Linked DNA regions of Homo sapiens: all the other regions are linked to region 3. The links are chromatin loops, found by intact Hi-C in ENCODE. Cell type or tissue: IMR-90. All regions are shown on one strand.

Region 1 (4,000 bases), 60 kb before region 3:
TCAGAAGGAGACATACAAATGGCTAACAGGTATATGAAAAAGTGCACAACATCACTAATCACCAGAAAAATGCAAATTCAAACCACAATGGGATATCGGCTCATACCTGTTAGAATGGCTATTATCAAAAAGACAAAAGCTAAGTGTTGGTGAGGAGGTGGACAAAAGGGAACCCTTGTACAGTGCTGATGGGAAACTTAGTACAGTCATTATGGAGAACGGTACGGAAGTTCCTCAAAAAACTAGAAATAGAACCACCACAGGATCCAGCAGTCTCACTTCAGGGCATATACCCAAAGTCACTATAGTGAGGAGACACATGCAGGCCCGTGTTGATTGTGGCACAACTCACAACAGCCTAGATATGGTGGAATCAGCCTAAGTGTTCATAGAGAGACGAACGGATAAAGAAAATGTCACACACAGACATACACACAGAAAGAAGCCATGTCATCTGTGTCACTGCGGATGAACCTGGAGGACATTATAACAAGTAAAATGAACTGGGCACAGAAAGACAAATACTGCATGATCTCACATGTGGAATCTAAAAAAGTGCATCTCACAGAAGCAGAGGGTGGGAGGTGGCTGTCGGGGACTGCGGGGGGTTGGGGGAAATGGGAGCTGTTGGTCACTGGCACAAGTTCAGTTAGACGGGAGTCAAACAGGCTGGGGAGCTGCTGTGTGGCACAGTGACTATGGGTAAGAACAATGTATACTTGAAAATTGCTGAGAGTGATTTTAAATTCTTTATAGAGATGGGGTCTCTCTATGTTGCCTAGGCTGTTGCCTGAGGTAGGCAGGTCACTGGAGTCTAGGAGTTCAAGACCAGCCTGGGCAAAATAGACCCCATCTCTACAAAATGTTGAAAAAATTAGTTGGGTGTGGTGGAGTGCACCTGTGGTCTCAACTCCTGGGAGACAGGTGGGAGGATCACTCGAACCTCACCACAAACAAAGGTATGTGAGGTGATGGATATGTTAATTAGCTTGATTTAATAATTTCACACACAAAAAACATGAACACATAGAATTCAGCAATATACCACAAGAATTACATGCTATAACCATTCTTCCTGTGATGCAAGGCTGGCTCAGAGTTGGAAAATCTGTCTGTGTAATCTACCTTATTAACAGACTAAAGAAAGCACACAATCATATCAATGCATGCAGAAAAGCCTGTCACAAAACTCCATACCAACTCACGATAAAAATTAAAATGCTCAGAAAAAAACAGGAATAGAGGGGAACTCGCTCAGCTTGATGAAGGCCAGCCAGGAAAGCAGCCACAGCTGTGGCCCGCAGCTGGCCCAGGCATGTCCACTCAGGAGCACTTGGCTGGGCATGAGCTGCCTGACGCTGCCAGTGAGCTTCTAAGCTTGGACTCACCCCGTGCTGAAGCCCCTGGGTACCTTCCCACTGCTGTGCTGTTTAACCCCGGCCCTGAGCCTCCCGTCCAGAGCCCAGCACCTACCCCCTTGGTCTTGTTTGTCACTGCTCCCTGCCCTCCCGCTGGCTCCCTGGCTTCCGTGGCAGGGACAGGGTGAGTTCTCCCACCCACTTATCAGGACCTTCTTCTGGAGGGTATTGCCTACCAGGCTGTACCTACAACCCCGTCTCTCCTGGCCCTGCTGCAGTCACCTGGGGCCACCCTGGCACCGAGAGGGCAGAGGGCACACGTGTCTCCTCCGTTCACCACTGAATCCCCAGTTCCCAGCACCACTCTTGGCCCACAAGGGGGCGCAGTATGTATTTAAGGATTAGACAGATTCACACCATGAGCACTGAGCCCAGCTCAATTTCCACGGCCTCGTGGAACGTTCTGAAATTCAGCGATTTCTAAACTCAATACTCAGAAGCACCGTAATCCTATTTTCTCCCACACCACCCACTCCTGCGTTTTTCATTCAGACAGTCACTGAGGGTTTGCTGGGGGTCTGCTGTGGGGGTCCCTGTGGCCCACAGAGGCGGCACAGGGCTGGGTTTGGGCCATGGCAGAAGAAGTTGTGTGGGGTCAGGACCGCGGCGCCCCAGGCGCTCCCCTCCCCTCCGAGGCCCAGGGCCAGCAGGGTAGAGCTTTCCAGGAGGGCAACTGGGGAACCAGGCAACAGTCCTGCTTTCGAAGGCTGGCCGTGACTTGCAAATCCACCAGCTCCCAGAAGAGGCCAGAGGAAAACCACTCACGACAGGAACGTCTTGTCAATAAAAAGGATGCAGAGAAAAATGCCACGAAACCAGGATGGACTCTCACGCCACACAACAAACGCAGACAGCAGAGAACTGCCACCGTTTTGCAAGCTCTTGAAACCCATGATTGTTTCTGTCCTTCCTTTATTTGAACTACTCCAATGTGAAGAGGCTTAGTTCTGTTTTTAATTTCATTGGGTTTGGGTCTTGATTATTTACTCCCTTCTGCTTGTTTTGTTTTCTTTTTTTAAAGTTTCTTCAAGTGGAAGCTTACATTATTGTTTGAAGACCTTTCTTCTTTTCTAATGGATGCTGTCATGCTATAAATTTCTCTAGAGGCACTGATTTACTAGTATCCTATAGGTTTTTTTTCATTTTCTCTTACTTCAAAGTATTTTCTAATTTTTTTATACTTCCTCTTTGACTAGGGCATTATTTAGAGGTGTGTGTTTTGATTTTCAAGTATTTGGAAAATTTCCAGTTATCTCTGGTTATTGATTTATAGTTTAATTCTACTGTGGCCAGAAAATACATTTTATATGATTTAAATTATTTTAAATTTGTTAGGCTTTAGTTTTTTACATGGAATATGACCTGCCTTGGGGAACATCCCATGTGCACATAAAAACCACGTGTACTGTGGTGTCTGCATTGTCTGCAGGTCTCGGAAGCTCCATTCATTTCTCCCAGTCCTTTTTCTATCACTCGGCATGGATCATTTGTACTGAGCTGTCCTCGTGTTTGCTGACGCTGTGCCCTGTCACTTCCATTGTTATTGAGTCTACATCATGAATTTTTCATTCTGGTTATTAGATTTTTTAGTTCTAAAATTTCCATTTTATTCTTTAAATCTATTTCCTTGGCCAGGCGCAGTGGCTAACGCTTGTAAACCCGGTACTTTGGGAGGCTGAGGTAGGCAGATCGCTTGAGTGTAGGAGTTTAGGACCAGCCCGGGCAACACAGAGAGACCTCATCTCTACGAAAAATTTTAAAAATTAGCCAGGTGTGGTGGCTGCACCTGTGGTTGCAGCTGCTGGGAGGCTGAGATGGGAGGATCGCTTGAGCCTGGGAGATGGAGGCTGCAGTGAGCTGAGATTGCACCACTGCACTCCAGCCTGGGTGACAGAGTGAGACCCTGTCTCACTCAAACAAACAAACAAACAAAACCTTCGCTTTCCCTGCGTAGAGTTCCTATTTTTCCATTCATTTTGAGAGGGCTCACCCTTCCTCCTGGAGCACGGTGGCGCAGCTGCTCTGAAGATCTTGTGGATCCTCCACCAGGAAGGATCCCAGGTTGGTGTGTGTTGCTCATTTCCCAGCTGGAGAGGCTGAGGGTTCCTATTTCTTCCTATGCTGAGTACGGACGTCGAGTTGTCCTCTGGTCTGTTTGAATATTGTCGTAACACTCCAGTTATCACTTAAATCTTATGCAGAACCACGACATTTTTATTTTATCGGGCAGTGGTTCTAGTTAGTTCCAAAGCCTCTGTGGGCTGTGGCTCCAATGTCTGTTCTGTTCTGAGAGCTTCTGCACCGCTGTTTAGCTCTGTGCCACGTGTGTGCCACCCAGTGCCCGGCTGGGACCTGGGGGCCATCAACCCTGCAGTCCCCTTGTCAAAGCCTTTGCTGTACTGTCTGTGGTCAGACCCAGACGTAGAGAGGGCAGGCAGTGCCCAGGAATGCACACACAACTTCATGAAATCCCCTTTTCAAACTCGCCCCTCTCTGTGATCTCCAGGGCTTTCTGACCAGGGCCTGGCTTTTGCCACAGTGCCAGAAACTTACTGCACTTGCATCCTGTCTAAGGCCAAGAG
Region 2 (4,000 bases), 100 kb before region 3:
GTGTGTCTCTTGAAAGAAAAAAAAACAAAAAAATTATTTTTTGCTTGTTTGCTTGCCTATTTGTTCAGCTTAAAAATATAGTCTGGCAGCCTTTGCTTCTTAACTGGAATTTCATAATTTTACTTTGATCACAATCATCCACATATTTAGACTAATTTTTGACACTTGTTTTCTAATTGTCCTGCTTTTCCAGAGTTTCTTTTTTATTTCACTCCTTTTCTTCTGTTGGATTAATAATTTTTCCCCTCACTTGTTTCCTGTCACAGAGGTTACATATCGGACTTCTTTGTTGTTAGTGGTCATTGAAACTTTAACATGTGCGTTGAGAGTCTACACTCAGTGTCTTCTCCCTCTAGTGGAATGAGACAGAGACCTGCGGGTGTTCGCATCTCCTCACGCACACCCGACCTTACGTGTGCTGTTTCTACCCACTCGACTGTTCCTGGTGTTCGCATCTCCTCACGCACACCCGATCTTACGTGTGCTGTTTCTACCCACGCGACTGTTCCCGGTGTTCGCATCTCCTCACGCACACCCGATCTTACGTGTGCTGTTTCTACCCACTCGACTGTTCCCGGTGTTCGCATCTCCTCGTGCACACCCGATCTTACGTGTGCTGTTTCTACCCACACGACTGTTCCCGGTGTTCGCATCTCCTCACGCACACCCGACCTTACGTGTGCTGTTTCTACCCACTCGACTGTTCCCGGTGTTCACATCTCCTCGTGCACACCCGATCTTACGTGTGCTGTTTCTACCCACACGACTGTTCCCGGTGTTCGCATCTCCTCACGCACACCCGATCTTACGTGTGCTGTTTCTACCCACTCGACCGTTCCCGGTGTTCACATCTCCTCGTGCACACCCGATCTTACGTGTGCTGTTTCTATCCACTCGACTGTTCCCGGTGTTCGCATCTCCTCACGCACACCCGATCTTACGTGTGCTGTTTCTACCCACTCGACTGTTCCCGGTGTTCGCATCTCCTCACGCACACCCGATCTTACGTGTGCTGTTTCTATCCACTCGACTGTTCCCGGTGTTCGCATCTCCTCACGCACACCCGATCTTACGTGTGCTGTTTCTATCCACTCGACTGTTCCCGGTGTTCGCATCTCCTCACGCACACCCGATCTTACGTGTGCTGTTTCTACCCACGCGACTGTTCCCGGTGTTCGCATCTCCTCGTGCACACCCGATCTTACGTGTGCTGTTTCTATCCACTCGACTGTTCCCGGTGTTCGCATCTCCTCACGCACACCCGATCTTACGTGTGCTGTTTCTACCCACGCGACTGTTCCCGGTGTTCGCATCTCCTCACGCACACCCGATCTTACGTGTGCTGTTTCTATCCACGCGACTGTTCCCAGTGTTCACATCTCCTCGTGCACACCCGACCTTACGTGTGCTGTTTCTACCCACGCGACTGTTCCCAGTGTTCACATCTCCTCGTGCACACCCGACCTTACGTGTGCTGTTTCTACCCACTCGACTGTTCCCGGTGTTCACATCTCCTCGTGCACACCCGATCTTACGTGTGCTGTTTCTACCCACTCGACTGTTCCCGGTGTTCGCATCTCCTCGTGCACACCCGATCTTACGTGTGCTGTTTCTATCCACTCGACTGTTCCCGGTGTTCGCATCTCCTCGTGCACACCTGATCTTACGTGTGCTGTTTCTACCCACTCGACTGTTCCCGGTGTTCGCATCTCCTCGTGCACACCCGATCTTACGTGTGCTGTTTCTACCCACTCGACTGTTCCCGGTGTTCGCATCTCCTCGTGCACACCCGATCTTACGTGTGCTGTTTCTATCCACTCAACTGTTCCAGGTCGAGTTTATTTGTATTATTTGTTTATCCTGTTTGGGAATTGTTGATGGTTTCTCTAATTTTGGAAGGTTCTCTGTGTGTCTCTTGGAATTTTCTCTCTCCATTCCATGTCTCCCCTGGGCTTCCAACTGGATGCATGTTCTTCCTTCTCAGGCCTCCTGACTAGTGTTTCTCAGACCTCCACGGGCCAGTGAGTCGCCCGAGGGTCCTGTAAAGATGCAAAGTCTCGTTCTGAGAAGGGCAAGCTGGGAGGAACAGCATGTGAGAGCCGTGCCACTGGGGCCCTGCAGAGGGTGCGGTGTTCCAAGCAAGGAAAGATGGAACTCCAGCCAGCAGTGAGGGTTGCCTGGGCCTCTTGTTTCATGAAAGGAGTGGCTGCAGTAGCACAGCTCTGACAGCAGGTGGGGCCATGGGCAAGCCGCTGCACCACTTGCAGCTGCAAGGTCTTGGAAGGTGCCAGGCTTCAGAGTGAGAGAGGCTGGGCCCCTCGGCATGTGCCCAGAGCATGCGGCATTGACTACTCTCTCACTACAGTGAGGGGACCCCTCACCCACCTCCCCACAGGGTTCCAGAGGGAGACACAGAACAAGTGGGAGGAGAAAGCACTCTGCAACAATCTGCCCAAATCTCTGCAAGTGCATGAGATTGTCACAAGAGCCCACGCGTGCCCTTCATGTGTCCAGGGGAAATGCGTGGCACCGACAGAGTCCCGGGGATTGCACAGCTGGGATGAAGGGCCGCATCCAGCACAGGATCTGGTCGTGCCTCCCATCCCTGGCTCCCACTTACAACGACACATTTCTACAATTTCCCCACGACTCTTTCACTGAAGAACCAGCTTCTTAGTAGACACTGGTGTCCGCTTGATTCCCAGCGTTGCTGCACATCTGCCACTCACGTCCAGCTGCCTGGGCGGCTGTGCCAAGCCCTCCCATTCCCTGGCTCATTAGCTCTGGCCAAGGCACCTCTCAGAGCTTCCACTTCCTCGTGTGTGGAACTGGCCCCACGGTCCTGAGATCTGCCTCACAGGGTTGGTGCAAAGGCTCATCTAAAATCGCCTACATGGCAAACTCTTCGTCAACTCTAACATGTTTTTATTTTTGCTTGCTTTCAACATCCCCTTTAAATGATGGGGACGTTAAGTAAGGGAGTGATTAGGAGAGCTGGAAGACTAGAAATAAAGATTTGTATATATGAGGGTATTTTTTCTTTTTTTGAGACAGGGTCTTGCTCTGTCGCCCAGGCTGGAGTGCAGTGGTGCAATCTCTGCTCACTACAGTCTCGACTGCCGGAGCTCAGGTAACTGCCCCACCTTAGCCTCCTGAGTAGCTGGGACTCCAGGTGTGTGCCACCACACCCAGTTAATTTCTGTATTTTTTTGTAGAAATGGGGTCTTGCTCTTTTGTCCAACCTGGTCTCCAACTCCTGGGCTCAAGCAATCCTCCCATCTTGGCCTCTCAAAGTGCTGGGATCGCAGGAGAGAGCCACTGTACCTGGCCTATGAGGGTATTTTTGAAGTTCACTCATTTCTTCCAGAAAAAACAATTCCTTCCTGGTGTAACTTCCCCGCTGTAATTAAAGGTGCAGACGTGCTGGGTGAGAGTCAAGCAGTCTGTCCAGGTGTGGGCGCTCTCGGCTCTGCTCTCAGGTCCCAGGTCTCAGGTGCTGTTTCTCTTTCTCATTTCTGAAACTGCACTTGGTCTGACCCAGGCAGGACACACAGAGGCACATGGATAGTCTCCAGGGCTGCCGAGTGGCCATACTGGAGAGCCTGACTTCAGTCCTCCTAAGTCCTTCACCCTGTCGAGCAGCTCTGTGCCTCTTCAAAACACCTGCACATCCAGAGCACAGTAAGCCTCGAGGAGGACGTGGGTAAAATGATGCATGTGGCGTGTGAGGAGCTGGAGAAAAGCAGGCGAAGGCAGATCAGTGCCGATGACTCCTTTTTTTTTTGAAACGGGTCTCGTTCTGTCGCCCAGGCTGGAGTGCAGAGGGATGATCTTGGCTCACTGCAACCTCCACCTCCCGGGCTCAGGCAATCCTCTCGCCTCAGCCTCCCGGGTAGCTGGGACTACAGGCGTGTGCCACCACGTCTGGCTAAATTTTTTTGTATTTTTGGTAGAGACGGGGTCTCGCCATGTTGGCCAGGCTTGTCTCAAACTCCTGAGC
Region 3 (4,000 bases):
TGCCATATCCGCCCCTCACTCTCCTGGCCCTGTCTTGGGTCTGTTATCTGCTTAACTGACAATTTTTAAAGAACCATTTTTAAAAAATCATTTTTATAGTCACCTGGAAAGAGATCAGTTCTTGCTATGGTTGATTTATAGCTTCTTGGGGGATGTGTCCAGTTTTAACCATGAAACATTTAAAAGAACGCAGAACACCGGAGAAGGCCCCAGAAAAGGCAAAAGAGGAGCTAAAGAAATGGACAGTGCGGCCAGAGGAAAGGCTCAGGCTGCAGTGGGGGCTGAGGACCCCGATGGCTCCCAGGATGACGGTGCCGGTGCCTGTGCCTGCAGGAGTCCTGCCAGCTTCTCCTGACCTTCAAAAGGGTCAAACGAGCAAATGGCCTCACACTGAACACAGAGAGATACCGGAGGCTATGGGTGATAGTCACACGTTGAGGGACATTGTGAAACCACTTCCCAGGGTGAGCAGGGAAGCAAGCTCAGTTCCAGGTGTCCTCCAGAGGATGAGCATGTGGAATATCATTTCTCAAGGCTCATGATTTTGGGGTCTGATAAATAGCTAAGTTGTCAGGAAAGAGAAGGTAGGAAAATGATGAGAGCAGGTGTCGGAAACGCCGAGTGACAATGCACCCTAAGGAGGAGCCTCCCCTGGGCGGTGCCTCCCTGACACTGCCGGTGCTTGCAGGACGGAAGCTCGAAGGGCCAGGGCTGGGCTCTGCTGCCTCCCATGACCTGGAGCTCCAGTACAGTAGAGGGAACAGAACCCCAACCCCAGTCTGCATGACAGCCACAGAGCACCAGCAAGAAGTGACAAGAGCAGGGAAGGGAGCAGAGACAGGCTGCAACATGTCACGAGCAGTCAGCATCACACGGGAGGACAGGAGGGTCCCGTGGAGAAGCCAGAACAAGAACCAGGGAGACAGGTGAGGAAGAGAGTTCTAGAAATGAGTTAGGGGAGGGGGCGGGGCCCACAGCAGGGTGCAGGCAGGGAAGAGTATTCTAGAAATGAGTTAGGGGAAGGCACAGGGCCCACAGCGTGGTGCAGGGGGAAGAGTGTTCTAGAAAAGAGTTGGGGGAAGGTGCGGGGCCCACAGCACGGTGCAGGGGGAAGAGTGTTGTAGAAAAGAGTTGGGGGAGGGTGCGGGGCCCACAGCGTGGTGCAGGGGGGTACTGGACCTCAGTTGAGGACCTCCTGGGCTGGACATCAGGCTGGAGCTCAGTGTGTGCTGGGCCAGTGTGACCCAGGAGTCACTGGCGACCCTGAGGGTCTTGGAGCCCCTGCGGAATCCAGGATTAGGGAGAGGCTGCACAGGAGAGGGGGTCCCTCCCAGCCTGCCAGGCAAAAAGTGGGAACCGGGAAGGGGGAGCAGGTCAAGAGTTGAAAGATGCTGTTCTCAAGAAAGGATTCTGCCTCTAAAAAGAGAAAAGGTACCAAGTTAGCCCAGGTCACAACGCCAGGCTCGCTGGCTCTGCAAGACAAGGGTGCTTTGCAGAAGCCACATGGATGGACAAGGACGAGGGGCCGGGTCTCCTCTCAGAACGCACTCCTCAGACACAGGTGTGCTATCACTGCTGTGGCCTTCAGAGTCTGAGGCTCTGTCCTCTCGAGGCTGTATCCCGCAGGGTCCTGAGGGCCTCTGCTGAAGGCGGGGCACACAGCCCAGATCGTGTGGCCAACAGAGCTGCCTGTCTGCTGCAAGGATGAAAAAGCGCCTCCCACCAGGATATTTCTAAACCGGGAGAAAAGGACGTGGCTCAGATACGTCAGCCCTGCCACGAGGTGGCAGCAGAGGTCCATGGTCATCCCCCAGGTCCCAGGAACTCCCTCCTCTGGCTTCTCAGAAACCAAGGTGCCTCTGGGGCTTGGCTCTAACCCAGGGGTCTGCAGGCCCCGCTGGCTGCCCATATCCACAATCCACGTTTCCCCGGAGCACAGTCTCACCCCCTCCTTGACTCGTGGTCTGCAGCTGCCTTCCAGCACCAGGTCAAGGCCACGCACACTGCAGACCGTGTGGCCCGCAGAACCCAAGCCACCTGTCCTATCCTGACCTGGGTCATCACAGGCCCTCACAAGGATTGTGGGAGAACAGCAGCCAAGCTGAAGTGCCAACACTGCGTGACATCCTCCTGGGCCTGGCACTCCTATCCGTGGGTGACAAAGTTCCCAGACAGCAAAGCGACGAGATAAAATGGGGCCCATGGGGCCAGGTAGGCGCAACGACCTCACAGGCAGCAAAGGTGTGCTGGCCCGTGGTGCCCACTGCCATGGCAGCCGGACTGGGTGTTCCCAGGACGGATACACTTGACATGGACACACCAAAAACACCTGACAGCCGGGAGAAGGCCAGCATCATCCCACACATAGCCGAGAGCCAGGAAAAGGCCAGCGCCACTCCCTTCAGAGGAGATGAGGTCTGAGCTGGTCCATGGGTCAGAGCCAGTGGCTGAAACGGAGACCCAGTCTCCAGGGAAGACCCGCAACAGTCCTGCGGTGTAGAGCAAACATTCACCCCACCTTCCCCAGCGGGCCTGAGTAACTGCCTGGAGTGACAGCATGATGGGCAGAGTGAGTGGCCAGGCCCTGGACCTTCAGACAATGGCTGGGTCTGGGGCCTGAGCTCCTGCCCACTCCAGGGGACTCAGACACCATCATGGACCCACAATTAACATGACAGACGGAGCTTGGCCCGAGTCCATCTGGCAGAGGCCCTGTGCCCGCACACCCATCTGCTAGACGTTCTGGTACAGCACTGGACAGAGGCGCCCAGCAGCTGCCAGACAAGCCCTCTGGCCCCGGCCTTGAGCAGGATATTAAGGCAGAAAAGGCCAAGTACAGTCCCCAGGAGCCTTCCCCACCTCAGCCAAGATAGCACCTGGGGAAGACTGTAGAATCTACACTACCATCAAGGACTTCAGGGCTGCGTGGGCGGTTTGACCCCTTTCCATTTTCCACTCTAGAAACCAGATGGACTCTGGGGACAACAGTGGCTGCCGGCCTCGGCCTTGGGGTGCCCAACGGCAGTGTCGTGCCAGGTGTGGTCTCTGCACCTGCATCCGCTTACTTGATGAACATGCCCTTCATCCCGTCTGTAAAGAGGATCAAAATTAGACTGTGTGTTCTTGGGAGAAGAGCAAATACATAACCAGCGCTTTCCCTCAGAGCTAAGGGAGCCCTTCCTGCTCTGTCACAGGACAGTCTTCAGGGACTCCGACTGCTTTGTTTAGGTTTTATTTTTTAGAGCAGCAAACTGAGCACAAAACACAGAGATTTCCTATATACCCCCATCCCCCACGGCCCATCCCCCACAGCCCGCCACCAGAGCAGTACATGAGTCACAACCAAACCCATGTGGGCACATCACCACCCCCCAGGTCCAGAGTTCACAGCAGGGCTCACGCTCGGTGCTGTACTCTGTGGTTTGGGCAAATGTGTAATGACACGCATCCACCATTACAGCATCACCCGGAGTATTTTCCCTGTAGTAAAAGTACTCTGTGATCCACCTACACATCCATCTCTCCGCCCAACTCTTGGCAACCACTGATCTTTATACTATTTTTATAGTTTTGTCTTTTCCAGAATGTCATATAGTTGGAATCGTATAGCATGCAGCCTTTTCAGGCTGGCCTCTTTCACTAAGTAACACGCATTCAAGGTTCCTCCGCATCACTTCATGGTTTGACAGCTCATTTCTTTGTAGTGCTGAATCATATTCCACTGTCTGGATGCACCACTGGTGTATTCATTTGCCTACTAAAGGATGTCTTGGTTGCTTCCAAGTGTTGGCAATGATAAACAAAGCTGCTATAAACATCTGTGTGCAGGTTGTTGTGTAGGCTGAAGTTTTCAAATCCTTTGAGTAAATACCAAGGAGCATGACTAATAGATCTCACGGTTAGAGAGATTTTAGTTTGCAAAGTGATGCAACCACTTGGGAAGGTAGTTTGGCAGTTTCTTACAAAACTGTGGCAGTTTCTTACAAAACATTCTGCAAAT

The links. Hi-C counts contacts between places; a loop is a spot of excess contacts. Peaks named below come from ENCODE experiments on the same cell type or tissue, not always from the same donor. Only the 100,000 strongest peaks of a DNase experiment are listed, where the experiment ranks them.
Region 1: it touches region 3 in a loop (2.3-fold over the local background); 6 of 110 quality-filtered maps call a loop at or near these places.
Region 2: a loop joins it to region 3, with 9 times the contacts of the local background. A loop is called at or near these places in 12 of 110 quality-filtered maps.

Annotation. Positions count from the first base shown.
Region 1 is chr21:45,878,332-45,882,331 of GRCh38, reverse strand. All of the region lies in intron 5 of PCBP3 (poly(rC) binding protein 3), which reads right to left. Among named protein-coding and RNA genes, the nearest start is that of PCBP3-AS1, 44 kb to the right of the region's middle. RefSeq lists an enhancer at 953-1,757. In IMR-90, a CTCF peak has its summit at 1,731 (motif pointing right); no DNase peak of the experiment used is centred here.
Region 2 is chr21:45,921,602-45,925,601 of GRCh38, reverse strand. All of the region lies in intron 13 of PCBP3 (poly(rC) binding protein 3), which reads right to left. Among named protein-coding and RNA genes, the nearest start is that of COL6A1, 58 kb to the left of the region's middle. In IMR-90, a CTCF peak has its summit at 2,229 (motif pointing right); a DNase peak (open chromatin) is centred at 2,221; H3K27ac peaks cover 615 bases.
Region 3 is chr21:45,818,531-45,822,530 of GRCh38, reverse strand. The region is part of intron 4 of PCBP3 (poly(rC) binding protein 3); the gene reads right to left. Among named protein-coding and RNA genes, the nearest start is that of PCBP3-AS1, 16 kb to the left of the region's middle. RefSeq lists an enhancer at 91-776. In IMR-90, CTCF peaks have their summits at 1,778 (motif pointing right) and 3,475; DNase peaks (open chromatin) are centred at 1,760, 3,430 and 3,790; H3K27ac peaks cover 488 bases.